Linked DNA regions of Mus musculus: region 2 is linked to region 1. Evidence: chromatin loops called from intact Hi-C (ENCODE). Cell type or tissue: heart. All regions are shown on one strand.

What was found. Hi-C counts contacts between places; a loop is a spot of excess contacts. Peaks named below come from ENCODE experiments on the same cell type or tissue, not always from the same donor. Only the 100,000 strongest peaks of a DNase experiment are listed, where the experiment ranks them.
Region 2: a loop joins it to region 1, with 2.4 times the contacts of the local background. A loop is called at or near these places in 2 of 42 quality-filtered maps.

The regions. Positions count from the first base shown.
Region 1 is chr17:42,831,416-42,833,915 of GRCm38, forward strand. All of the region lies in intron 5 of Cd2ap (CD2-associated protein), which reads right to left. Among named protein-coding and RNA genes, the nearest start is that of Cd2ap, 44 kb to the right of the region's middle. In heart, no CTCF peak of the experiment used is centred here; no DNase peak of the experiment used is centred here.
Region 2 is chr17:42,881,570-42,884,069 of GRCm38, forward strand. No RefSeq gene overlaps it. Among named protein-coding and RNA genes, the nearest start is that of Cd2ap, 6.4 kb to the left of the region's middle. In heart, a CTCF peak has its summit at 1,502; no DNase peak of the experiment used is centred here; H3K27ac peaks cover 1,232 bases.

The DNA.
Region 1 (2,500 bases):
TACTCTCCACCCTACAACCAAAACAATCCAGCTGTTAAAACAGCTGGTCACTTTATGCTCCCCTCTAAGCCTTCTCTGTGATTTAGTGCCTTAGCCTGAGTTTCTTCATCCTAAACATTTACCACATTCAACTATTTAATGGCAATCACTCTGACCTGAATGTCTTTCAGGATCTTGAAAAGCCTATGTCTTTCCTTCACTCTTAAGTATGCTGAGGCACTGCCTATTTATTGAAGGCCTCAATAACATAAATGACTTCTTCAAAAAGCTTCCCCTTCTTACACACATCTATAGTACCATGTTGTTTCTTGTCACAAATATTTGTAATGTGTCAATCTATATTAACGTTGACCTATTTAATAAATAGCCTTTCATTCTGAATGCAACTAAAGCTTCACAGTTGGAGGGGGAAGTTGCTTTCTTATTAATCACTGAATCCCCAGAGTCTGGCACAGTACAAGCACTCAATATACTAAAAAGAAACAAACTATGGGTGTTAAATTAAGTAAACAGCAGTATTAATATGCAGGATTTCCTTTCAATCTTTGACTGTTAGATCTCATATTTAATGTGCCTCTACTGACACGTAAATGGACTCTCAGATCATTGCTCAGACATCTCAATCATTGGTGAGGAAAACTAGAATCCAACAGGGAAATGACAGGGCAACAAAACTAAGAAATGCCTATTACCTTATTTCCTGTTCATGCCTTCTACACATTAAGTAGTGTAAAAGAAAGGAGCAGAAGCCCAGCTATAATTTATATTTTAGTATAAAGTGGATAATCAGGAGTTCCAATTTCCTCACCCTTTTTTTTAATTACTAATTTTTTAAAGATTTATTTATTATTATATCTAAATACACTGTAGCTGTCTTCAGATGCACCAGAAAAGGGCATCAGATCTCATTACGGATGATTGTGAGCCACCATGTGGTTGCTGGGATATGAACTCAGGATCTTTGGAAGAGCAGTTGGTGCTCTTAACCACTGAGTCATCTCTCCAGCCCCAATTTCCTCACCCTTAAAGAGTACACCAATACCCTCAAAAGTTAAGTTTCACTTTCTAAACTGTTTGAAAAGTTCTCTATATACCAAAAAAGAGTACTATTCTTTCACTCATTGGGCATCAACATGTCACACTATTCCACAAAATAGGTATTTGGCAATTAACAAAAATTTATATATTCTAATAAGTAGTTGGCTACACATGCCCATGTGTGCCCATGCTGCACACACACACACTCACTCACATTAATGAAGAGCAAAGTCTGCTTCAAGAAGAAATCAAATAAAAGACAAATGAAATTAAAGGGTTGGAAGTGTCTGGTGTTTTATACAGAACAGTCAGGAAAGGCATCAATACTGATGTGATTAATAAAAGAATGTTAAATAAGACAAGAAACTATCAGAATATTCCAAAGAGCCTTCCAAGCAAAGGCCCAGTGTGGTCACTACCCAAGTGTTCTGCATTCAGACTGAACCAAGTAGAAATGTGATTAGGTACATTTTGGCTTCTTCTTTACTCACTTTTTCTTGTTTCTACTTTTAAACACAGACACCTATTTACATTGCTTTAGGTACTATGGTGGTCTGAATAGGAATGGCACCCATAGACTACAGTTTGAATACTTGGCCATTATTTTCCATTATAAGAGCTTCTGTGTTCATGGTTCTGTGTCTCTTCAAAGCAATAGAAACCTTAAGACAAGCATTATAAATAAAACTGGAAATTACTTAATATACAATCAGATGTGTCTAAATTATATGCAAATTCTATGACATTTTAGAAAGAAACTGTAGTCCTCTGATATTCATACCTGTATCGAACCTTAAAAGCTAGTCCCCAAAATACTAGAAAAACAATGCACTGAATCCACTCAAGAAAGACCAAAGCAAACACTCTTCAAAAGTCCCAGTGTCCAGACAAGAAGATAGAAAATAAAGGAACGAGTCTAAAGACAAGAAATATTGTGTGTGGTTCTGAGACCAGAAGGAAAAGGGTCATTACAAAAGTACAATAAACCAATTAAAGAAGTCTAGGAATAAACTATGTGTGAAACAATATCAATATAAAGTATCCTAATTTGATGGTGATAATAATGTAAATATGAGACTATCCTTGTTCTCAAAAAATTAGTAAGATTTTAAAAACAGATATAGAGAGAACATGAGCAACAGTTAGCACAAGGTTAACTGTTAACAGTGCATATATCTGTGTAAAGAACTCATGAGAACTCTTTCTTTTTTTTATGTTTACCCAAGTTTAAAGAAAAAAAAAAAACAACATTTCTAGTACATGTCTGTAATCTCAGCACCTGGGAGGCTGAGGCAGGAGAATTACCATGAATTTGAGGTCAACCTGGACTGTAGTAAGACCCTGGTTCAGAAAAAAACAAGCAAACGAACAAAATTCTTCAAAAGATGGATTTGGCTACAGAGAAAACAAAATCTGGTATAAGAATGCAGAAAATAAAAGTAAGATGCTCCTGTAGATTTTC
Region 2 (2,500 bases), 50 kb after region 1:
CTGGGACTTGAACTCAGGACCTTTGGAAGAGCAGTCAGTGCTCTTAACTGCTGAGCCATCTCTCCAGCCCCTCAGTTTGTTCCTTCACTATCACTTAGCTAGCAACTACAATAAGCACTGATGGACAAGTGTCTTTGGGACGTGTTGACTTGGCGGCCTGTGAGTCCATGCCCTGAGTAGCACAGCTCAGCCCTGTGGTACATATTGGTTTTTAAAACTTTGCAGATCCTCCATGCTGATTTCCATAGCCGCTACCCTATTTCATTCCCACCAACATTGTGTGGGGTTTTCCCCTTGTTTTTACTTGTTTTGTTTTTGGGGGGTGTTTGTTTGTCTGTTCTTTCTCCTGTAGCAGAGTCTCACTGCATTGCCCTAGCTGGCCTGGAACACACTATATACGGCAGGCATACCTGAAATTCAGAGATCCACCCACTTCTGCCTCCCTCCTGAGTGTTAAGAGTAAATTGTGCACCCCCAGGCTGAGAGAGGGTTCCCTTCTTTCTTGCCAATTGGTTTGTTTTGGAGACAGGTTCTCCATCATCCCAGGCTGACCCCCTTCTTTCTCTCTCTGTAGCTAAAGATGGCATTGGACTTCTGACCCTCCTACCTGTCTCCTGAACCCTAAGGTTACAGACGTGGGTGCTTTATTGACTGCCATTCTGACTGGGTTGAGGTGGAATCTCAAGGGGATTTTTATTTCATTCTCTGATGACTGGTGAGATTAAATTTTTTTCCATACACTTATTAGCCACTGTACTTTAATCTATTGAGAACTGCCCTTCCATTTCATTAGCCCAGGAATTAATTTGAGTTGTTTGCAATAAACATTATTGTGTTGTAGCATCCAAAAGTCAGATAACCACTGTACACATCACAAATCACTCGACTACAGGGAAGCTATATTTTTTTAAGATTTATTTTATATATATATATATATATATATATATATATATATATATATATATATACTGTAGCTTTCTTTAGATAAACATACCAGTAGAGTGTGTCAGATCTTATTACGGATGGTTGTAAACCACCATGTGGTTGCTGGGATTTGAACTCAGGACCTTCAGAAGAGCAGTCAGTGCTCTTACCCACAGAGCCATCTCTCCAGCCCCAGGGAAGCTTTTTAAAAAGACAATTATATTACTAGTTTGTGATTCTATTACTTGGGAACTTTTCTAAATGACACAGAGAGCCATGCCTCAATCGCAGCACTTGGGACACGATTAAAGGGGAGATTCTCCCTCGTCAGCTACACAGTTGAGTTCAAGACCATCCTAAGCTACAAGACGAACCCATGTCTAAAACGCCAGAAAAGGAAGACTAAGGGATGAAGCTCAGGAGCATGCTGGCCTGGCATACATAAAGCTGAGCTCATGAGACTCTGTCTCAAAAAAATAACAACTACATGATAGGGCTTCTTCTTAAAATAGTAACCCAAGGGACTCTAAGCACAAGATCCCTTACATACTCATTATGTCCTGGCCACCATCTGGCCTAATATGGTACTGAAAGGCACTCATTAAATTATTATATGGATGTGACTCTGCCCAGATAGCTATCATCTGTTTCTAAAACAAGAAGTGAAAACTTTATTTTAGATCCCCACTTAATTTCCCCAACTGTGCAGAACACAGAACAGAGGTTTTTTTGGTTTTGTTTTGTTTTTTTGTTTTTTTTCTCATCTGACAATCCCTCTACCCCTCCCTCTCCGTGTGTGTGTGTGTGTGTGTGTGTGTGTGTGTGTGTTGCTGGGCACTGAATGACATTATTTTAAATGCCGCCGAAGCAGAACAGAGCTCCTAAAGCGAGTCGTTGCTCTGCTCATCTCTGAGAACACACATTCCATTCTGCTGGTTTCCGGCCACGGCTCACCCACTCCCACATCTGCACCGCATTCTATATGTGGCTGCCAAGCAAGACTCTCCAGCCTCCAGCCTCCAGCCTCCAGCCAGCCCGCGCCTCCTCAGCCTGCTCTGCCTTCTCTTAGATCTGGTTATCTATGCAAAGCAGGACTGCCCTACCTGAAACACTCTGACTTTCAGGGACACTCCAGCCTCCTTACCTATAGCTATACTTTCACCTTGTAACCTGGGAAACTGAGTCATAAATGTCCCACCCCCTACACCCTAGTCTGCTTTCTTACTGGACTGCTTCTCCTTGGACACAGACTACGCCTTCAGTTCTACTTTGCTTTCTGTGTTACAACAAAACACTGACCAAAAACAATCTGGGGAGAAAGGGGTCTTATGCGGCTTACAGGTACCAATCCGATCCGTCATCAAGGGAAGAGTAGGTAGGAGCTCAGAACTAGAACCTGGAGGCAGGCACTGAAGCAGAATGCCTCTGGCTCATTCTCTAGGTTAGCTCAGCCTGCTTCCTGATACAGCCCTGGGGTGGCGCCACTCCCAGTGGGCTGGGCGCACGTTTATCAATCACTAACCAAGAAAACACTTGGGCGCGGTGGCACACACCTTTGATTCCAGCACTTGACAGG